Regions from separate parts of the Homo sapiens genome. Here all the other regions are linked to region 3. The links are chromatin loops, found by intact Hi-C in ENCODE. Cell type or tissue: natural killer cell. All regions are shown on one strand.

The links. A loop is a pair of places that touch in the nucleus more often than their neighbours do. Peaks named below come from ENCODE experiments on the same cell type or tissue, not always from the same donor. Only the 100,000 strongest peaks of a DNase experiment are listed, where the experiment ranks them.
Region 1: it touches region 3 in a loop (7-fold over the local background); 2 of 110 quality-filtered maps call a loop at or near these places.
Region 2: a loop joins it to region 3, with 8 times the contacts of the local background. A loop is called at or near these places in 7 of 110 quality-filtered maps.

Annotation. Positions count from the first base shown.
Region 1 is chr10:62,847,185-62,855,184 of GRCh38, reverse strand. No RefSeq gene overlaps it. Among named protein-coding and RNA genes, the nearest start is that of EGR2, 35 kb to the right of the region's middle. In natural killer cell, a CTCF peak has its summit at 3,401; DNase peaks (open chromatin) are centred at 1,294, 1,634, 2,014 and 3,544; H3K27ac peaks cover 1,539 bases.
Region 2 is chr10:62,775,519-62,783,518 of GRCh38, reverse strand. No RefSeq gene overlaps it. Among named protein-coding and RNA genes, the nearest start is that of ADO, 25 kb to the left of the region's middle. In natural killer cell, no CTCF peak of the experiment used is centred here; a DNase peak (open chromatin) is centred at 3,878.
Region 3 is chr10:62,677,402-62,685,401 of GRCh38, reverse strand. No RefSeq gene overlaps it. Among named protein-coding and RNA genes, the nearest start is that of ADO, 120 kb to the left of the region's middle. RefSeq lists enhancers at 3,838-4,017, 7,080-7,579, 7,580-8,000. In natural killer cell, a CTCF peak has its summit at 3,747 (motif pointing right); a DNase peak (open chromatin) is centred at 3,881; H3K27ac peaks cover 1,115 bases.

The DNA.
Region 1 (8,000 bases), 170 kb before region 3:
TTCCTGGTGCCTAGAACATGCTCTGTGAAGACTGGTTGTAAGAGAGAAACAAACCTGAAAAATTGTGATGGTCAGTCCCCATCTTTCCAGAGCTAGGCTACTAATGAGGGACCCTTGGTTGGGAGACACCAAGGTTTCTTAAGATTCCTCTTAGAGTTCCACCACCTTTGAGGGTTCCTGCTTACTGAATTTGGAAATGGGTGCCTCCCGACCCACACAGCACCAAAGAATGCTTTGACAGGTGACTTTTGTCTTTTTTCAAATTACAAATGATTAAAAGAAGCCCCACATAGGTTAGATAAGATGACTAGGTCATTTCGAGACCAAGGGTCTAAACAAAGGCCTAGGCATAAAAAAGAATTGAATAGGCTAGGCAAGGTGGTTCACGCCTGTAATCCCAGCACTATGGGAGGCTGAGGTGGGCAGATCATGTGGTCAAGAGATTGAGCTCATCCTGGGCAACATGGTGAAACCCAATCTCTACTAAAACTACAAAAATTAACTGGGTGTGGTGGTGTGCCCCTGTAGTCCCAGCTACTCAGGAGGCTGAGGCAGGAGAATTGCTTGAACCCGGGAGGTGGAGCTTGCAGTGAGCCGAGATTGTGCTACTGCACTCCAGCCTGGCGACAGAGCGAGACTCCATCAAAAAAAAAAAAAAAAAAAAAAAGAATTGAATAATTTTTCAAGACATACATTGGGATGTTGCATAAACAAGGCTGAAAAAAGTAACTTTTTTTTAAAGTAAAGAATAATGACTAGCTTGTTTTTCTCAGAAATGTATTAAGCATTGAATTATGTTATAAAGACATGACTTTCTATTTCCACATATTCTGTTTCAAGAAGCATTTTAACAGCAGCAGTTATGTCCTGGTTTATTGAGAATATCTGCCCCTGGAAATCTAAAAAATCAATATGTGTGCATTATTTTACCTACAGTCATAGCGTCATTGGACGTTAGGCAGGAAGGCAGCAGAGACACTTCCTGATGATCAACCCACTTGTTTTTACTAATACAAATCCTGAGGATCAGAGAGTGGAGAGGTTTGTCTGAAGTGATTCAGCTGCAGCCTGTGCTGGATCATCTTTATTGGCCTGGCTCCCTTTGCCAGCCAGCTCTGTAAACTACATGGATCAGGTTCTCTAGCCTTCTGGGTGGGAGGCAAAGGCAAGAGATTGGAGGATGAGTAGAGGGCAAGGCTGGGGTATTTACTCCATCAACAGCTTCCCTTCTGGGATGTGATTCAGTAGCGGTTGCATTTTTCGACCCAAAGCCGCAGCTCCATCCTGTGGTTCCTTTCACCCCAGGAGTGACCAGGCTTCCGTTGTTGCTAACTCCAGCCTGCTGAACCTGGCTCATGCCTTGCTACATAGTCCCTTTTTACTTACTAGTTTCCATTGAATATGTCATCTGTTTCTTATCTGGGCCCTAACCATACACATTCGAATCCAAGTCTTCTGACTACTGTCCAATGCTGTTTCTATTCCGTTCCCAAATTCAAAGGCTGCTTTAGAAATACAAAGGACTCTGAAAAGTTCTGAAGATCAAATGTACAGCAGGGTGACTATAGTTAATAACGCTGTATTATAGACTTGAAATTTGCTAAGTGAACCGATCTTAAGTGTTCTCCACAAACACACACAAGGATGACTATGTGAAGTGACGGATGTGTTAATTAGCTTGATTGTGGTGACTGTTTCACAACGTACATCAAAACGTCACATGCACAGCTTAAATTTATACAGTTTTTTGGTCAATTATACCTCAATAAAGCTGTAAAATATAAAGATCTATATTTGACAAAAAAGAAGGAAATATACATGACTCTAAGTGCTCTGATTATGTGGAAATATTTTAAAATACTTTGATGAAGTACTAGAAACAGAATCTAAAACTATGGGTAATGAGGCCACAGAGAGGGGAAAGACTGACTCTAGGGAGGTTCTGCAGGAAATCTTGCAAAGGTGAAATTTGACTGAGGCAAAATGTGGAACTGTCTAGAGGGGCAGGAGGGCACTGTGGTTCCTGTGTGGTCAGAGGAACTGAGGTTGCTGCTTTCAATCCTGCAAGAGCTGAAGTCAACCCACCCTGGGTGTGATTTTATGAGATATGTGTTTTTTATCCAGCACAGCCCCTAGGTATAAGCCAAATACTTTGTGCTCAACTAAAGAAGCAGTGCATTTTCCCAACACTGGATAGGAAAGCTGGTTGCATTTGTCTCAGAGAGGGGGCCCCTGCTGGTCTCCAGCATGGTGTCTAGTTGAGATATTGCCAAGAATCAACCTGACCAGGCAGAGTTTTCACCTTAAATCCTGACTTCACTGGAATATCATCTCTACATACTGGTGTTTCATCTTAATTCATTCCCACTTGCTTCCTTTTCCTCATGAAAATGGAATATCAGGCCGGGTGCGGTGTCTCACGCCTGTAATCCCAGCATTTTGGGAGGCCAAGGCAGGTGGATCACCTGAGGTCAGGAGTTTGAGACCAACCTGGCCAACACGGCAAAACCCCATCTCTACTAAAAATACAAAAATTTGCCGGGCACAGTGGTGGACACCTGTAATCCCAGCTACTCAGGAGGCTGAGGCAGGAGAAGCACTTGAACCCAGGAGATGGAGGTTGCAGTGAGCCAAGATCGTGTCACTGCACTGCAGCGCCTGGGTGACAGAGCTAGACTCTGTCTCAAAAAAAAAAAAAAAAAAAAAAAAGGAATAGCAGTAAAGTCATGAGGTAGAATGTAAAGCGAAGTTTCTTGAATAGAGCTGTGCCTCAGAACTGAAAATAACTTTGTTCTAGTCTCATCTCTGTCACTGACTTCATGGGACCTCATGCAAGTGTCTGGGACTCAGGTTCCTCTGAGTAAAATGAAAACTCAGATTAGAATGGCATTTGAGGTCATTTCTGCCTTTCAATTGCTATGATCCCCTAAATAATCAGACTAAATGACAACCTCTTCTCTCTTGAGCTCTCTGCCTATTTGGAGAAACAATTCATGTACTCAGGGTCCCTTCCTCCTGGGTCTTGGAATATGTTTCATAGAGAAAGTGATGAGGTTCTGGTACCCCTAACATTCCTGGACTCAGCAACTGGTGTCTAGACCCGAAGACCTCATGTTCCTGGAGCCCATCCTCTGGCCACTGTCTTCCTGAAGACATGTCATATAGGAAACACAAGGCAGGAGACAGATCTCACAACTTGATTGTTCTGTTGGTAGGACCAAAAGAATCATTTGGAGTTTGACTGCATTATCCAAATCACTTTTCCATTCTACTTGACTCCATCTGTCAACATATGCAAAAAAAAAAAAAAGTCAGTCCAACAATTTTCCTTTTTGATCTGTCCAAGGTCAAATAATCATTCTGGCTGACTTCTTTCCTTGTTGACCAGTTGTTTCAATCCTCCATGGACTCACTCTACAGAAAGCTCAATTTCAATGGTTTCTTTCTGCATAAGCCACTTAAATCAAGTGGCTTTGATTTCTTTTCTGCCTGGCAAACTCTGCCTCCTAACTTTAAAACACAGTTCAAACAGCACCTCCTATGGGAAGCACTTGTCGATGCGCCTTCCTTGGGTAGAATTCATGTTCTTGTCCTCTGTGCTTCCCAGGCACTCTGCACCCATCTCTTTCCTGGCATCTGTTGCCCTGTCATAGAGTTATTTGTATCTGCTAGAGGGGGAGCTTCTGTAGGTCAGAGACCTGGTGTTTGTGTATCTCTGCCTGGAATAGCAACCTCTTAGTGAGGACTTCTTAAGAAAGGAGGAAGGGAAGGGGCAGAGGGAGAGAAGGAAGAAGGGAGGAATTTTCTGTTTGCCAAATGCTTGCAACGTTCTCTCCTTATGCATATTCTGAGGGTGAATGACATACTTCATCGACAATGTAAGGGTGTCTTTGACAGTGAAGTAATAATAAACTACCAGCTGTGGCCTAGTACCACTGAATGGTTTGTTTCTCTTGCTCTGCCATACCTGACTCCCCTATGGCTTGAGTTTGGGGGGAAAAATGCAACAATGACCTTTACATCATCAGATACCCCTAAGGGATGGGTTTTGTTGTTGTTGTTGTTTTTAGTTGGTTGGTTAGTTGGTTTTTCTGAGAGAACCAGTCTCTACACTTCCCCAGAGAATAAAGGCATAAAAGAATTGCTGCAGTTGGAATTGCTTCTTCCCTAGGACAAAGGGAGTTGTCTAAAGTCTCAGCCTTGCCTTGGCAAGAACAATCTGGTCAAAGAATTAGATGCCATGAGATTAACCAGGAAGTGATGCAGCCAGGAAAATCTGGGTGTTATCTCTACCGAAAGTCTGTCCCCAAATAGCCTGGTAGTCAACAAGTTTCCTGTCCTGTGTGTTAAAAAGCTATTTCCTCATTTGATCTTTCAGGATCTCAAAAGCCCCTAAAAGTTCTGGTTTTCTTTTTTGTCATAGCTAAGGTCACCCCAGACTATCCCTTGAACAGTCAAAACTTGGAAAAGGTCGACTCCATATTTGTTTTTACTTTATGATACTAAGCAATCTATTTGGCTAAGTGTTTTTTCGTTTTGTTTTGTTTTGTTTTTTGAGACAGAGTCTTGCTCTGTTGCTGAGGCTGGAGTGCAGTGGCGCAATCTCAGCTCACTGCCACCTCCGCTCCCCCAGGTTCAAGTGATTCTCCTGCCTCAGCCTCCCAAGTAGATGGGATTACAGGCATGCACCACCACACCTGGCTAATTTTTGTATTTTTAGTAGAGACAGGGTTTCACCATGTTGGCCAGGCTGGTCCCGAACTCCTGACCTCAAGTGATCCACCTGCTTCAGCCTCCCAAAGTGCTGGGATTACAGGCATGAGCCAACATGCCCGACCATTTGGCTAAACTTTTCACCAGTGTGACTACACTGGTGGCATTGATAATCTTGGGGTCACTGCCCACAACATGAGATGCATTTATTTATTATAAAGTGTTCTGATAAAATATTGGAGTTACTAGTCCTAGAAATCTGTCATTGCATCTAGATTTCTACACAGCATAGCAATAAGGCCATGAGAGATGTTAGTGTGCTTTTAATCACTGTTGGGTAAACTTGAGCTTCGTCATTTTAACCTAGGGAAGATAAACATCTAGTTCCTATAAGATATTATTAGTTCATTCAAAAATATCTATGAAGCACCTACTATGTGCTAGCCACCATTCTCGGTGCATGGGGGTACATCAGTGAAGAAAACAAACATCTTTGCCTTCATGGAGCGTACATTCTATGTCAGCGGTCCCCGACATTTTTGGCACGAGGGACCGGTTTTGTGGAAGACAATTTTTCCACAGATGGGGGCTGGGGATGGTGGTTTTGGGATGAAACTGTTCCACCTTCAGATCATCAGGCATCAGATTCTCCTAAGGAGCGTGCAACCTAGATCTCTCACATGCACAGTTCACAATAGGGTTCATGCTCCTGTGAGAATCTAACGCTGCTGCTGATTTGACAGGAGGCAGAGCTCAGGCAGTAACGCTTGCTTGTCTGCCACTCACCTCCTGCTGTGTAGCCTTGTTCCTAACAGGCCACTGACCAGTACCAGTCTGTGGACTTCTGTTCTATGTGGAGAGAAGACAGGCAATAATCAACACACATAATAAATCAGTAGATGATTTAATATGTTAGAAGATGACAAGTGCTGTGAAAAAAAGGAAAAGTAAAGCATGGTAAGGTGGAATTAGGGATTGAATTGGCATGAGGGAGGAAGATGCCAGTGTGTACTCAGGATGGGCCACACTGAGACAGTGACATTTAGAAAAGGACTTGAAGGAGGTTAGGGAGTTAGCCAAGCAGATATCTGGAGAGGAATGTTCCCAGAAAGAGGGAAGGGTGAGTGCAAAGACCCTAAGGTGGGAATGTGCCAGTCTTGTTTGAGGACAAACAAGGAGGCCAGGGAGGCTGGAGAGAGTGAACCAGTGGGTGAGAAGTAGAACACAGGAGGAAGAAGAACATGGGGGTTCTGGAAGCCTTTACCCTGAGTGATATGGGGAGCAATTGCAGAGTTTTGCGTGAAGATGTGACACTATATTCCATATGTTAAAAAGCATTACTTTGACTTCAGTGTTGAGAAGAGACAATGTTATATACAAACCTAGGCTGCATGAGTAAATTTGATCAGGCGTAACCTGATAATAGGATACTTATCCAAGAAGAATCACAAGATACCACGTTCAAAAAAAGCATTTGGATTCTACTTCCAGAATGTCACTGTGGGTGTGCTGCCACGCAGCTTGATTGAAATAGCTGTTGTATCCATATTTGTAACAGACACCATCCTCCTTCCAGACTCTCTTAGAGTTGTCATTTTCCTTTATCCACTACATTCAAATAAAAAAGTTACCTTCTACATGCAAAGCTCTATGCTAGTCATAGAGCACGAGAGTTGAGACTGCAAGGATGGGCAAGATGTGGTCTCTGTCCTCTCCTACAGTTTCCAAAGAGAAAATTTAGATTCTTGATCTCAAAATGATATATTTCTCTGATATATGCCAGGTACTTGGTATTTGCTTTTTTTTCTTGAAATAATCAATGATTTCATTGGGGGAGAAACCTTTATAAGAAGTCAAATGAAGCTCCTACGTTGTAGGTAGCATAATCCTTGCTTGGCGTAGAGTTTGGTTTGTCCTACTCACCATGTGACACACAGATGAACTTTAAATTATCATTTCTGGAAAGTGCTATATTCTCAATAGATCATCCTCCAAGAAGAATGGATGTGTGGCTATAGGGGAGGAGTTACAAAATGGTGGTGTCAGGGACTACAAAATTTAAGGCTCTTAATCCATTGTCTCTAGACCCAAAGAGCAAAGTCAAATCAGAAAGTGCTATGTAGTGGTCAGAGCATTCAATTGGCATAGCTGGGGACTTGGAGAGGTAACAATTTTTTGTGGGGTTTGTATAATCACCTTAACAAGATTGCTGGGCTACCATAACAAAATACCACAAACTAGGTGGTTTAAATAACAGAAGTCTGGTTTCTCACAGTTTTGGATGCTGGAAGTCCATGATCCAGGTGTCAGCTCCTGGGCCTTTCTCCTTTGCTTGCAGATGGCCACCTTCTTGCTGTGTCCTCACATGATCTTTCCTCTGTGTGCTTGCATCCCTTGTGTCTCTCTGTGTGTTCAAATTTTGTCTTTTATAAGGACACCAGAATTGTATCAGTATTGGATCAATACTGAATTAGGGCCCACCCTAATGGCCCATTTTAACTTAACCACATCTGTCTCCAAACATAATCACATTCTGAGGTACTAACGATGAGGACTTCAACATATGAACTTTGAGGGGACACAACTCAGCCCATGGCAGAGGGGATAGTCTCATTATTCAAGCATAAGACTTGTATCTTGGGAGTGTTTAAGCATTTTCACAAGGAAAACTTATGTGCTTTAGATCTGACTTTCTGTGCAAAAATGTGAGATTTGCTACAGGTGGGACCCAGGTCTGAGTTTTCTAGGAGAAGGCAAGGCATTGTGTATCCTGTGTACCCTTTTATTTAAGCCCCTTAAGAACAGACTGTCATTATGAAACTCATTTACATGGGGATTGAGCCAACCTTGGCCTTAGTGTGGTTCTCCAATTAACTGACTCAACAGACAAAGCCAAGGGTGAAAACTGATTGAAGGACAAATGATATTCTGGTCAATTTTCAGTATCATTCTGAAAAGGCTTCACTTGGTAAGCATTTAATTATTATTTTCTAATTATCACTCAAATATGATCACAGAAACCAAGCAAGTAAAGAAGACATTTCATGGTTAGATACCCTTGTGTTTGCTGACATGCAATTTTGATTTAGATTTGAACAGGGTCTGACAGATAAGGGCTGCAGCAGGGGGATGGGTTTGTTTCCAGACTGCCATACTCTTGCTCTTTTTCCATTAAGTTGGCCGGACATATTCTCATGAGTACTAGACAGACACTCTGTTAATCTCTGACCTTAACTTACTCTGCAAATGGCAAACACCTCTTAAATTGTAGAATCTTCTGCTTGGAA
Region 2 (8,000 bases), 98 kb before region 3:
TAGCTCGGAGGAGTTTGTTATTACCCACCTTCTGAAGCTTACTTCTGTCGGTTCGTCAAACTCATTCTCAGTCCAGTTTTGTTCCCTTGCTGGCAAGGAGTTGTGATCCTTTGGAGGAGAAGAGGCATTCTGGTTTTTGAAATTTTCAGCCTTTTTGCGCTGGTTTTTCCTGATCTTCGTGGGTTTGTCTACCTTTGGTCTTTGATGTTGGTGACCTTCAGATGGGGCATTTGTGTGGACATCCTTTTTGTTGATGTTGATGCTATTCCTTTCTGTTTGTTGGTTTTCCTTCTAATAGTCAGACCCCTTCCCTGCAGGTTTGCTGGAGTTTGCTGGAGGTCCACTCCAGACCCTGTTTGCCTGGGTATTACCAGCGGAGGCTGCAGAACAGCAAAGATTGCTGCCTGTTCCTTCCTCTGGAATCTTCGTCCCAGAGGGGCACCTGCCGGATGCCAGCCAGAGCTCTCCTGTATGAGGTGTCTGTTGACCCCTGCTAGGAGGTATCTCCCAGTCAGGAGGCATGGGGGTCAGGGATCCACTTGAGGAGGTACTCTGTCTCTTAGCAGAGCTGGAGCTCTGTGCTGAGAGATTGACTGCTCTCTTCAGAGCCAGCAGGCAGGAACGTTTAAGTCTGCTGAAGCTGCACCGACAGCCACCCCTTCCCGTAGGTGCTCTGTCCCAGGGAGATGGGAGTTTTATCTATAAGCTCCTGACTGGGGCTGCTGCCTTTCTTTCAGAGATGCCCTGCCCAGAGAGGAGGAATCTAGAGAGGCAGTCTGGCTACAGTGGTTTGCTGAGCTGCGGTGGGCTCCGCCCAGTTCAAACTTCCCAGGGGCTTTGTTTACACTATGGGAGAAAACCACCTATTCAACCCTCAGTAATGGCGAATGACCCTACCCCCTCCAAGCTGGAGCATCCCAGGTTAACTTCAGACTGCTGTACTGGCAGTGAGAATTTCAAGCCAATGGATCTTAGCTTGCTGGGCTCTGTGGAGGTGGGATCCACGGAACTAGACCACTTGGCTCCCTGGCTTCAGCCCCCTTTCCAGGGGAATGAACGGATCTGTCTCACTGGTGTTCCAGGTGCCACTGGAGTATGAAAAAAAAAAAACTCCTGCAGCTAGCTCGGTGTCTGCCCAAACTGCTGCCCAGCTTTGTGCTTGCAACCCAGGGCCCTGGTGGTGTAGGCACCTGAGGGAATCTCCTGGTCTACAGGTTGCAAAGACCATGGGAAAAGCATAGTATGTGGGCCAGACTACCATTCCTCATGACACAGTCCCTCACAGCTTCCCTTGGCTAGGGGAGGGAGTTCCCAAACCCCTTGCACTTCCTAGGTAAGGCAAAATTCCACCCTGCTTTGGCTTGCCCTCTGTGGGCTGCACTCACTGTCTAACCAGTCCCAATGAGATGAGCTGGGTACCTCAGTTGGAAATGCAGAAATCACTCACCTTCTGTGTTGATCTCGCTGGAAGCTGCAGACCAGAACTGTTCCTATTCGGCCATCTTGCCAGCCACCAGTGAGAGTAATACTTTTATATCGCACCAGTCTTCTGCTGTTCCTGGATATAAGATTGGGACTCTGTTTAGATTTCTGGGGCAGGAATAAAAGAGAAATAATTTCACACAATGAAGCTAAGTGAAAAAGATGCTCAGTGAAATAAAGAGGTGGCCTTTGCATACAACAGCTTCCTAGGTGTCAGGAGAAAGATGAGTAGTGGTATAGGGGTCAGAAACAGTAAGTGATAGATAGTTTTATTTTACAATTGTGATTCATAGTCTGTCTTCTCTAATAGCGTGTGCTTAGAAAGAAATTTTGTTTGTAAAATTGCTTAAATCTCAATGACAATATGGTTTCCTATTTACATGCTCCATTTGTCTGGTATTATTGGGGAATGAAGTTCTCCCCGCAAGAAAATCTGTTAGATATTCAATTAAAAACCAGAAAATTGCTTAGTTCTGAATTATTAGGAACTGAGAACTTACCAGCATTGATTTGGTCATTCATTCATTCAACAAATGTGTATTAAACACTCATTCCATGCATTCCATGGTACCTATGGGTGAGGAATATAGCAGTGAAAAGACAAGCAAGATTCCTGTCTGCATGGAGTTCATATTCCAGAAGGAGGGGCAGACAATAGAAAAGAAACAAGGGAAGAAGATAATTATCTTGCAAAAAGCCCTAAGTACTGAGAGGAAAATAAGAGTGACACAACGATAAACTGGACAGTAGAGTAGCCACTGGGTGGCTGCTTTAGTCTGGAACACCAAAGAAATCCTCTCTGTGATTGTAGCACTTGAGTGGAACCTGAAGGGCAACAAGGAGTTGGCCACGGTAAGATCTGAGTAGAACTTTCCTGGCAGATGTTCTCAGGCAGGAATAATCTTGGCAGCTTAAAAAAAACTAGTTTTGGGGTATACTTCTTAATGTATACTAAATATAAATTTTTACTTTTATTGATGATTCACACCTTCTGTTCTTTGTTAACCCATCTCCTGGGGTTATTATTTTGTGGATTAGCATCTCAGTGGATCATCCTCAAAGAACCCTCCATCCCTTCTTGCTGGTATAACATAGGAAGAACCAGAGAGGTCCCTGACAGACAAGATTGTTATATCAGTAGGCTCAATTTACACACGTGCTCCAAATCTGGGGATGGGACAGCAAAGAGGAAGCTATGGGCCCTTTGAGGGTTAACCTGTATGGACCCCATTCCTTTCTCCTTGCTTGGAATTTAAAGTTCAGTGCCCAGTTATGGATCCAGATGCTTAGAGTGAACGTCTTCCACCTCCTGCTTCCTCCATCTCCTCATTGCCAATTCCTTTAACTTTCCTTTGTTAGTCTTTAAGCACTGTGACCTGCCTCTAGATCTTTGTCCCAGTGGGTTAATAGGATGAGTAGACCCATGCAAGCTGTTTCTCTTTCATCTTTACCATGCACTTGGACTCAGTAGTGATAGCCTTGAGTAGACATAGACTCTCTCCCAGCTTTTTCTCCTCCACTGGTCTGTTAAAGGAGGCTATGAAGATTTTTTTAAAGGGTCCAGATGACTTGAGGAGTCCCATTTTTAACCCATAGAAGGTGAATGAATTTACTCCCAAATTCGCTGGCATTTTCCAGTGAGTTGTTAATGGATGAAAGTTATACAAAACTTTGTCTAAGGCCTTTGGTATGTGGGAAACACTTGGACATTGACTACAAATGAGATTTTCTCAATATTTTCAAAAAGTAAACATAAATTTTCTGTTTGGTTCAGATGATAACGTGTTATCTAGTTGTAACTCTGGTACCTCTGGATCAGCTTCTTTTACTTATTTATTTATTTATTTATTTATTTGTTTAATTTTATTTTTTTTAACGATGGAGTCTCGCTATGTAGCCCTGGCTGGAGTGCAGTGGCACGATCATAGCTCACTGCACCCTCAACCTCCTGGGCTCAAGCCATCCTCCCACCTCAGCCTCCTGAGTGTCTGGGATTACAGGCACACACCACCATACCTGGCGAATTTTTTTTTGTTGTTTTTTGTTTTTGTTTTTGTTTTTGTGGAGATGAGGTCTCTCTGTGTTGCACAGGCTGAACAGCTTATTCTGATGGTGCTAGTAGAATATTGGAGAGTTGGTAAAAGAGCAAATTGATCAAACAGATGTATATGTGTGAGTCAAGGATGAGACATGATCTTTTATTGTTAAAATAGTCACTGTTTCACAACTGAAAATCTAGTCACTATTTCACAACTGAAAATTCCCCTCTTTTCTACACCCACTAATCAAGCTCCTTTTCTATTTAATATTTAAAATAAAATAGTTTAGCTCTGTGGGGGCCTTGGGACTTCCCCCGTGCCACAGAGTGTGAAGTGTCTTTTCATACCTCTAGGCTGGGGAAACCCCACTCTGGGCAAAGGGCCAATTTTAGACCCAGCAGCTTATTAAGGAGATTCAGAATCTAAAAGAGCCACAAACAGACAATAACAGGAAGGAGACAAATATAGGAAGATAACACCTGAAGCTGGCTCTCTGGCCAAGTTTACAGTTATCTCTATATCCTAGAAAGAGGCTAATGGGATTAGTGGAGGAGGCATTGTGGAAATGGGAAAGGATGTTAGTTCTAATTTGTGGAAGAGAATTTCATGAATAAAAATCTTAAGAAGAAGATTAGCCTATTTTGAAAATGACCCAAAGAGATGCTAGATGAGCTGTGAGAGAAAATCATTCTCAAAACCTCATGGTCACAACTCTTGGAAACAAAACCCAACTCTAACTTTGGAAAAGGCTCTTGGAAAGCATCTGATCTATCCTCTAATTCCAGCTGCAGGAATGTCTCCCAGGGGTTCCCTGACCGATAGTCACCCAACTTCCCTCGAGCCCTTGTGGTGCTGAAGCACCCATTGTTGACCACACATGGCGAGGCAGCCATCCATCCTTTTGCTGGCCAGGAAGGCTGGTAAGAAAGTTCTTGATGTGAAGATGAATCTGGCTTCTTCTATTATGCAGCCAGAGTTCTTTCCTTTTACATACAACATGCCTTCCCTCCCTTTCTCATGACTTGTTCCAAATATTTGAAGACAACCAACCATCCTATAACATCTAGGCTTTCTCTTCTCAAGCTAAGCATATCAGATTCTCCCCTTCTCAAGTTTCTGGCTTTCATTGTTCTGGTCACCCTTGTCTGGGCTGACTTAGTTTGTGGAGGTTCTTCATGAAACCTAGGGCTGGGAATGAAACATAATCCTCTGGATGGAGTCACTGAAGCCCCTACACCAAAGTGTGGGGGGGACAATGACACTATCTGTTCATACGGATTAAGACTGTTTGCTTTTTTTGGTATCCATACTGCCCTGGTGGCTTCTATTGAATTTGTGGTCAAGTAAGAATTATTTGCTGTTGTTTATTTTTAAATTTGTTTTAATGTGAACCATTATAAGCCAGCTTCCTCCATCCTATATACACATATACATATATGAGTGTGTATATGTATCTATACATATATGTGTTTACATATGTGTATGTGTATATATATGCGTATATATACAATTTATAATGGTGGTGGTTGAATTCTACGTCAATTTTTCAAATTTTCTTTTAGTATTATAACATAGATTTGATAAACATACTTGCCATCTCTACCCCAAAGTCATAATACAGATGTTTCAATGAGAGCCTTGCTGCACACAGAAGGTGGCCTCTACCCACAAGTTTGCTATGACTGTTAAACCACCCAACTATTCTAAATCCTCCTGGCTGTTACTAGCACCTGGTGGCATTTTCCCATCTTGTCTGCAAGGATATCACCCAATGCTGAATGAAATGCTTTGCTAGAATGCTGATACACTGACTCTATGGTGTTTCCCTATTTAATCACTTATTAAAGATGACTTTGCTGTGACTTTGTGGATTCTGTTGGTCTCTTTCTGAACCCACTTCTTTCTAGTGATCATTATTTTATTTTTTAAGTGTTGTAAGAAGGCATCAGGATGTAAACTTGGGTGATTATTTGGATTTCCCTGTGATGCTTAGTTTTATCACTTCAGGCAAGTCAATTTGTCTGTTTTACCCACCATTTAAAAAAAAAATCTGGAAAACTATGAACTCAATTATATCTAGCATTCTATAATTTGGAGTCATATTTTAACACCCTATCATAGAATTTTTCTAGAAACAACATGAAATTTCTGGATTCCATTTTTTCCTCTCCCAATCTGTTCCTTCTCTCTGAAATATCCTTAGTCTTAGGATTATATCTTAGTCTTAGGGGCTTTGATCTATCCTTAGTCTTTCTCCCTGATTTTTAAAATGTCACTGACTATGGTTCTCTGATTACATCTGAAACATTTTTGTTTTCATTGTCTTTTGCAGGGAGGCACATGGGATGCAATTCTTCTCATTTAAATTAGCAATTATTAAAAAATCTGTCTTAAATTTTAGTGCCTTCTTAATGATAGCTGCCTTTCTTTTCCCATTTGAAAACTGTTCTTTTTGGTGAATAAGATGGATGTGAAAAAGCACTAACCTTTTTTACTGACCAACTTTATTCATTGGGTTTTCCTTCAAAAGATTGTTGGCTACTTAAATCTCCCCATCATTTCCTTTAAAATCTTCCCACCCATCCCCTAAATGAAATAAAAATTTAAATTATAAAGGTACATCACCACTGAGAATATTCTAAAGAATGTGCTTAAGGCTCTGAAAGGAAATTATGAAGGAGAAGTTCTCCAAGTGTTTTAAGCAATAGCAGCATCCTTAGGGGAAATGTATACTTTCCCCAAGTATTACCTAGACCCCTTTCTAGGTGGAAAAGTCTTGTTCTATTTGTGTAAAGACCAGCTGTGGTGTTTTGCGATCAACCTCCCAGAGCATCTTGACCTACAATACCTGAACTTTTTTTTTTTTTAATTTGTTCAGGAAAAAAGCAGTTGTTAAAACATTGTTAACTAGAAGCCAGTCAAGTTTTTTTTTTTTTTCCCTCTGTTTTATATTTATATTGGCTCTGACTTCAGCCACCCTGTGGATCTGAAGGTGGCACTGAACAGATGGGACCTAATCAGCTCTCTTGGTAACCTGGCCTGTCCACAATTTAAGTCTTTTCTATGAAAAGATAATTTATGATAAACCACTTAATAGAACCAAATACTATCTTTCCATTTATAATACCTCTATATCTGGATATATTTTTGTATATTCAAAACCTACTTATTCGATTCTAAGTATCTTTGACAAACTCAGTGTCCAAAGTTTTTGGTTTAAGACAAACAGTTTTAAAACGTGAATATAAGAAATCACTAGTTTCAGAAGTCCATGGAATACTAGCCGGGCATAGTGGCTCACGCCTGTAATCCCAGCACTTTGGGAGGCTGAGACAGTTAGATCACTTGAGGTCAGGAGTTCGAGACCAGCCTGGCCAACATGGCGAAACCCCGTCTCTACTAAAAATACAAAAACTAGCTGGGCGTGGTGGCACGCACCTGTAGTCCCAGCTACTCAGGAGGCTGAGGCAGGAGAATTGGTTGAACCCGGGAGGCAGAGGTTGCAGTGAGCTAAGATGGTGCCACTGCACTCCAGCCTGGCTAACAGAGAGAGACTTTGTCTTAAAAAAAAAAAGAAGCCCATGGAATATTATATCATGAAGATATAAATAAAGTCGTTGGCCTCACTCAATTGGGAGTCAGATCCTAAATCCTTTTGATGCTGTCTTGCAAAGGCCCTGTAGGTATGAAACCTTGGGACAAAAGTTTGCAGTATATTTTTCTTATGCCAAGGTAGATAGTATTTATTTAGAGCCCCTTTAGTGTACTGTCCTCATGTAAAAATGAGAGAGTGAACATTTAAAAAGTGGTCCCGAAATGAGATTCAGAGAAGTCATGGGAATCAGTTGCAAGCTCACTGCCCCGCTCAGAGTGGCGTTTGAACACTGGGAGTCCTGGGTAAGGACAACACATGATTTTATTTTGCAAAATTTTCTTCCATAACAAGCGTGCAGCCGTGCATGACAACTTTGTTTTTGGGGAAAAAAAAGATACATGCATATGTGTCAGTTGACATTTTAGACATTTAACCACACTTTAAATCTTCTCTATGAAAAGACAATTTATGATAAACCACTTAATAGGACCAAATGCTATTTTTCATTTATAATAGATCTCTATCTGGATATATTTTTGTGTATTCACAGCTTTTTCATCTTTCCATATAATTTGCGCACAAGACATGTTATATCTTCACTTATAAGAATAAAAGCCCCAAATTATAGCAAATTTGTCATATATAGATCTCTTTTTCTCTGCCAAATGATTTTGTTATTTCCATAGGCTTTCTCCTTCGAGCATCTAACACCCCTTTGCTTGTGTGTTCAGGAGCAGTGTATGCGGCCCCCTCTTAGAGTCAGTCAGTGAGACGCTTCAGGGTAGGCAGGTTGTGGGTGGCTGAAGGGAAATAGAGAACCTTCAGTGGTGAACCTGAAGAGCCTCAGAGCCTTTTGTAACCATGACTGAAGTGGAGTTTTCTGA
Region 3 (8,000 bases):
GCTCAATTCTCTTGAAAATAATAAGGCTGACCTTTCAGGAGGGCGGTTTTGTGAAGATTGCCATATAGATAGCACTCGGGATTCACATGCAGAAAGAGACTTTTTTGGCAAATGCATTCAGTTGCCTTTTGCTCTGACTTCTGAGCTGCAAGAGTTATGGGAACCACTCCCGGATTTGGGACTGCTTTCAAAGAAGCAAGGGCTTCTTATACAGCCCCACTTCTGGGTAACAATTTCGTATTCCTGTGAGGGGCCCAGGGAACAGAGATGGACATGTCTGAAATGCGGGGGTGGAGAGAGGAAGTTCAGGAAAGAGGCTAGGGCAACCAGGCTGCTTGTCAAACAAGTGGAGGAGGCGTAGGGGGAAAAAGTCATTTGGTGTTTCTCTTTCTTTCTCCTGAGCACCTTTTCCAGGAGCTACTCTTATTACTGTTGAAGAGGGACGGTCACTCTAATGAGATACTTTCTCTCTGTGCATAAAGGCCCCACAAGTGGCCCGACCCTCTTTGGGCCTGGGCTTTGAGGATTTCCCGCACTGATCATGGCGTCCCGTTGCTTTCTCCCCCCTGCCCTGGCTTTAGTTAGAGTTATCCTGTGGTCATAGAATAGGGCAGAGTTAACTGGTCACCATGGGATTGTACCCTCCTTGCAAGTCTTACTGTGCTCAGTGTCTTGATTGACTCTATCTCATTGGGCTGAGTGGAGACAGAAAACTGGACCTGCATTGGCAACCTCTCTGCCCTGGCCTGCAGCTGTTCTGTGCTGGGCCTGGGGAGACCAGGGACACCTATCTGCTGGCTGACACAGGAAAGGGAGTAAACACTGGGAAGGGAGATCCTGAACCCTTCTCTTGTGATCCCACACATAGGCTAAGCAGGTAGCCACCCATACAAAAGTGCAGAAAGGTAGGGCAACTACATAATTTATCATTTCCATAGGGTTGCTTCTGAGAGTGAAAAGGGGCACTAAATAGTTATGTTTGGGCAACAGGCAAGAACTGGGCACCTTGATCTCAACTCAATCAGCAGACATTTCCTAAGCAGCTCTGTAACAGGCCTGTCCCTTCCATAATTGGATACAGACATGTCAACAAGTAATGACAAGATTGAGTTAGGTGGAACTCTAATAATGGAAGCAGGTGCAAAGGCAACAAAAAGAGGGTGAGGTTAGTCTCTGGGAGCAGGAGTGGGGGAGTAGTTGGGAAGCCTTCAAAGCAAGGGGCTTTGTAAGATAAATGTTTCATAGGCATATAGATGACGGAAGGGATTCTAGAAGAGAACAGCAAATGTAAAGTCACAGATACCTGAAAATACACAGCACATGGGAAGGGTTGGAAGAAAAGTGGCATTGATGGTGAGCAAAGTGTGAAATAGGAGTGTCAGGACTCAGGCTGGCTGAATCCAGGTTGTGATGCCACATCAACAGGCTTGGACATACTTGTTAGAGCAGGAGTGGCAAACTGTGGCCCTTGGGCCAATTCAGCCTGCTGCCTGTTTTTGTGAATCAAGTTTTATTGGAACACAGCTGAGCTCATTGATTATATACCATCTACGGCTGCTTTCACACAATAACAACAGAGTTGAGTAGTTGCAATAGAAACTAACTGTAGGGCCCACAAAGCCTGAAATATCTACTATTTGTTTCTTTATAGACAAAGGTTGGCAAGCCCTGGCTAAAAGCCATGGTGGAAACATTGAAGGACTTTAAGTAATGATGTAACTATATCTCTGATTTAGAAAGATCTCACCATGTCCGGTGGGCAATAGACTGGGGAAGGAAGGAAGGTGGGAGGCTACAGTGACAGGCTTTGATTCATGCAACCAACCTTTTCCGAGGGCCCACTTTATGCCAGACACTGTGCCAGACTGGAATGCAGAGATGAGGTCACAGTCCACTCCTTATGACCACTGCAAACAAGAAAAGGTAAGAGCCTGGACCAAGGTGGTAGAAATGAAGATGCATGGGAGGGGATAGACCAGAGAGAGGTTTAGAGAGGTAAAGTGAGAGATTCTGGGGCTCCAGTTTTGGGACCAGATGGTTGGAAGTATCCTTCCCTGAGGTGGGGACACTCAAGGAGAAGCAGGTTTGCTTCCACTTCACTCCCCCTTAGCCTCTTTGAACTCACTGCACTTGCCCTGTGAGATGAAGTTCTTAAGAGATTTCTAGAGATAGAGAGGTTTTAACTGGGTTTAGATTTATCTGAGACAGACACCTGAACAAAAACTAAGTTAACCAAGTGTTGCCATCTGAATTCATTGTCACTTAGGAAAGAGCAAAGCCCCCACTGAATTTGAAAGAAAAGGTCCTGCATGGGCCCATGGAATAGCTGCTCCCCTGAGCTGACAGGTGGAAGGGACTGACTTCCTCATGCTTGTAACCCCCATAGGTCCTCCACAGATGTACACTGGATGAAAGTATGAGACCAAATGACTTAGGGTCTTGGCAAATAAAGATGGCACACTCAAGGGCTTCAGAGACTGAACACTCCATCTCTCACTCCTACCCTCTCATCTGCTGGTGTCATCCATTGGCTGCACTCCATCAGACCCCCCAGTGGGGGACCCAGATAATGCAGCAAGTGGGGCCATCTTCCTCCCCCACAGAGCCTGGAACAGAAGAGCCTTTTTGTGGTTCCTTTTAGTTTTGCCAAGCTTGGTGTGATCACACTTTCACTATTGAATTGTTAGTAGCATTACTGAAGTACTTGGACAACACATCATTATTTAGATAAATAAATATTTATTGGTTGCATATTCTTGCAAGCAGTTCTGGAGCACCTAAGAAGAGCCAGGTACTTTACCATGAGTCACATACAGAGATGGCTAGAGGGTTTTGCAAAGATATTGCCATCTGTGGGCATCCTTGTACACAAAGCTTTTGAGTATTCCAGCAGCATAGATTACTGGAAGTGGAATCCTGGACCAGGGCGAATTCATAGTTTACATTTGGTAGACACTCACAAATCACCTTTCTAAAAGGGCTGATGTACACTCTACAAGTATTTGAGCATGTCTTTTTTTGCCACGCCTTCTCTTGGTCCCTGGTGAGGTTAAGCATCTTTTCATATGTTTTTCAGTTCTTTGTAATTTTTCTTTTGTGAAACACAGTGGTTTAGAGCTTGATGTCTGAAATCAGACTGTTAGGTGGATTCAAACTCTGTCTTTGCCCCTCATGAGCTATGTGATCTTGAGCAAGTTATTTAACCCTTCAGTACTCCCATTTCTCATGTGTAACATGAGGATAGTGTCATTAGCTACTCTTTGGGGTTTTGCAGTCTAAGTACTTACATAGTGCCTGACACAGGGTAAACTTGATGTAAGGGTTGGCTATTGTAAGATTTGACCATGTCTTTTTGCCTATTTTTCTTTCCTGGTGATGTTAAAGTGTGACCAGAGTTAAAGACTACCAGGCAGAAAGCAGCCTGTTTCTGTGGCTCTTGTTTTATATGTATATGCACAGAGTAACAAGACTGAATCAATCTATTTCTGAAATGGTCTTCTGGTTCCTGTGTCATGATGTGCACTCAGATGATAACATTTCACTTTCCTACCTGGACCACAGATAAGTGTGTGTGCTGATGAGTGGAGGGTCATTTGACTGCTTCGGCTCTCCTGGCATCTCTGGAATTCTCAACTGTTGGAATTTGACCAGAGGTTCCCCCAGAGTAAGTTTGCTCCAGGGAGTGACAGCTGCCCCCTGTGCATTGTTCAGGGCAAGCCTAGAGGTCCTTGAGCCTTTGCTCTGGCGGCCAGCAGATGGAACTGCTGGAGCTCCGGGCTGTAGGAGGCCAGGTGCTCTGCGCTCTCACTTGCAGCGGGCTGAGGGCTGTGGTTGTGGCTGCCTGAGCTATTGCTGCCATTGGGGAGATCACACGCCCACAAGGGGAATGCCTCAAGTGAATGAAAAAAAAAAAATTAAAGGAAGAAGAGAAAAGCTCCTTCCTTTATAGGCCAACCTCACAGTTACGCAACTCTGACTGTACATTTTCAGACTTTCCGTGCAAGTGAAGGTCACCTTAAGATAGATTGAAAAGCATGTATCATAGTCATAGGAAAGTTCAAGAGTGTGAGGGTGTCTGAGGCATTACTTGGTGGTGAATGTGTGTGTAGATTTCCTATAGTGAGACTGGCTTACATGGGCAATGGAAGGAAGTTGCTGCTGGGCCACCAGCAGGGCCAGCATGGGAACCACCAGTGCTGTCCTTAATTGATGCCAAGAATTGTCCAACGTGTTAGCATTAATTCTCATACTAATACAGCAAGGAAGATATTATTAGCCCAATTTTATTGATGAGGAAATTAAAATCAGAAAGTTTAACTATAAGACCCATCAGCTAGAAAGCAGTGAGGCACATTTTTGAAAGTAGGTTTTTCTGATGTCAAAGTTCACATTCTGTCCACTGCCCAATGCACAGAGTTGCAGAATTTAGAATTCAAAGGGACTTTAGAATTCACAGCTTCTCTGTGCCCAAGATCACAAAGTTTGCGGCAACCTTGGAAATAGAATCTTCATCTCTTATTTTTTGTTTGTTTTTGGTTTTGCTTTTTAGGGTTTTTTGAGACAGTATCGCTGTGTTGCCCAGGCTGGAGTGCACTGGTGCGATCTCGGCTTATTGCAACCTCCACCTTCTGGGTTCGAGTGATTCTACCTCAGTCTCCCGAGTAGCTTGGATTACAGGTTTGCACCACCCATGCCTGGCTAAGTTTTGTATTTTTAGTAGAGACAAAGTTTCACCACATTTTCCAGGCTGGTCTGCAACTCCTGTCCTCAAGTGATCTGCCCACCTTGGCCTCCCAAAGTGCTGGGATTACAGGCGTGAGCTACTGCAACCGGCCAAGTATCTTCTACCTCTGATTCACATGCAGGCATACCCTGTTTTATTGCACTTTGCCTTACTGTGCTTTATAGATATTGTGTTTTTTAACAAATTGGAGATTTGTGGCAACCCTGCAACAAGCAAGCCTACTGGCATCATTTTTTTCCAACTACATGAGCTCACTTCATGTCTCTGTGTCACATTTTGGTAATTCTCACAACACTTCAAACTTTTCATTATTATTATTATATGTTATGGTGATCTGTGATCAGTGATCTTTTATATCACTATGTTACTATTATAAGTGCTTTGGATCACTGCAAATCATGCCCATATAAAATGGTGAACTTAATCGATAAATATGGTGCGTGTTCTGACTGCTCCACTGACTGGCAGTTTTCCTACCTATCTTTCTCTCTTTGGGCCTCCCTATTTCCTGAAACACAAAAATATTGAAATTTGGCTAATTACTAGCCATATAATAGCCTCTGAGTGTTGAAGTGAAAGGAAATGTGTGTCTCTCACTTGAAATCAAAAGCTAGAAATGATTAAGCTTAGTGAGGAAGGCATGTTGAAAACCAAGATAAACAAAAAGCTAGGCCTCTTGTGCCAGTTAGCCAGGTCACCAATGCAAATGAAAAGTTCTTGGAGGAAATTAAAAGTTCTTCTCTAGTGAACATTTCAGTGATAAGAAAGCAAGACATCCTTATCGCTGATATGGACAAAGTTTTAATGCTCTGGATAGAAGATCAGACCAGCCCCAACATTTCCTTAAACCAAAGCCTAATCCAGAGCAATGTCCTAACTCTCTTTAATTCTGCAAAGGCTGAGAGAGGTAAGAAAGCTGCAGAAGAAGAGTTGGAAGCCAGCAGAGGTTGGTTCATGAGGTTTTAAGGAAAGAAGCCACCTCCATAACATAAATGTGCAAGGTGAAGCAACAAGTGCTGATATAGAAGCTGCAGGAAGTTATCCAGAAGAGCTAGCTGAGATCATTAATAAAAGTGGCTTCACTTACCAACATCTTTTCAATGTACACAAAATAGCCTTAGATTGGAAGAGGATGACAAGTAGGACTGTTATGGCTACAAAGGATAAGTCAATGCCTAGCTTCAAAGCTTCAAAGGACAAGTTGACTCTCCTGTTAGGGGCTAATGTAGCTGGTGACTTTAAGTTGAAGCAAAGCTTATTTACCATTCCGAAAATTTTAGGACTGTTAAGAATTATACTAAATCTACTCTGCCTGTGCTCTATAAATGGAACAACAAAACCTGGATGACGACACATCTGTTTACAGCATGGTTTACTGACTATTTGAAGCCCACTATTGAGTCCTACTGCTCAGAAATAAAGATTCCTTTCAAAATATTACTGCTCATTGACAATGCACCTGGTCACCCAACAGCTATGATGGAAAAGTCCAAGGAGATGAATGTTGTTTTCATCTGTGATAATACAGCATCCATTCTGCAGCCCATGGATCAAGGAAAAATTTTGACTCTCAAGCCTTATTAGTTAAGAAATCTATTTCATAAGGCTATAGCTGCCATATATAGTGATTCCTCTGATGGATCAAGACAAAGTAAATTGAAAACCTTATGGAAAAGATTTTAGGAACTCTTACGAAGTGCTCTGGCTAGGTTCTGGGGATAGCATAGTGAAAAATGGAGTCAAAGACACTGCCCTCATGAAGCTAATAGTCTAGTAGGGAACATCATCATTAGATAAGTAATTACATGGCCAATTAATTCATCATAATTATGTTAAATGCAATGAAGGAACAAAGTAGGGTCTAGAAGCACAAACAGTGGAAAGGCCTGGACTCCCTAGAGGAAGCTGCATTTCATCTGAGACCTGAGAGACAGCATGAGTTAGCTGGTGACTGGAGCAAGAGGAGGGGACTCAGACAAAGGAACCCCATGTTCCAAGGTCGTGGGCCTGCCAGTTGCAGCATGGCAAAGGATTTGGAGGAGGGCCTGAGAGGGTGTGAGGAGCTTGGCTGGACAGCTTCAGCCACATAGACCTCCACCATAGAATTATTTACAAGAGTGAAAAACTGAGGGAGGAGCCAAGATGGTCGAACAGGAACAGCTCTGGTCTACGGCTCCCAGCGTGAGTGACGCAGAAGATGGGTGATTTCTGCATTTCCATCTGAGATACTTTATTTTTGCATAGCACACAACATATGGAAAGTCAAAGGAACATATAAAAATTCATACTTGGAGATTTAGCCAAGATGGCCAAATAGGAACAGCTCCGGTCTACAGCTCCCAGCATGAGCGACGCAGAAGACGGGTGATTTCTGTGTTTCCATCTGAGGTACCAGGTTCATCTCACTGGGGAGTGCCAGACAGTGGGCGCAGGACAGTGGGTGCAGCGCACCATGTGTGAGCCGAAGCAGGACGAGGCATTGCCTCACTCACGAGGCGCAAGGGGTCAGGGAGTTCCCTTTCCTAGTCAAAGAAAGGGATGACAGACGGCACCTGGAAAATCGGGTCACTTCCGCCCTAATACTGCACTTTTCTGATGGGCTTAAAAAATGGTGCACCAGGAGATTATATCCCGCACCTGGCTCAGAGGGTCCTACGCCCACGGAATCTCGCGGATTGCTAGCACAGCAGTCTGAGATCAAACTGCAAGGCGGCAGCGAGGCTGGGGGAGGGGCGCCCACCATTGCCCAGGCTTGCTTAGGTAAACAAAGCAGCTGGGAAGCTCGAACTGGGTGGAGCCCACCACAGCTCAAGGAGGCCTGCCTGCCTCTGTAGGCTCCACCTCTGGGGGCAGGGCACAGACAAACAAAAAGACAGCAGTAACCTCTGCAGACTTAAATGTCCCTGTCTGACAGCTTTGAAGAGAGCAGTGGTTCTCCCAGCACGCAGCTGGAGATCTGAGAACGGGCAGACTGCCTCCTCAAGTGGGTCCCTGACCCCTGACCCCCGAGCAGCCTAACTGGGAGGCACCCCCCAGTAGGGGCAGACTGACACCTCACACAACCGGGTACTCCTCTGAGACAAAACTTCCAGAGGAACGATCAGACAGCAGCATTCATGGTTCATGAAAATCCGCTGTTCTGCAGCCACCGCTGCTGTTACCCAGGCAAACAGCGTCTGGAGTGGACCTCTAGCAAACTCCAACAGACCTGCAGCTGAGGGTCCTGTCTGTTAGAAGGAAAACTAACAAACAGAAA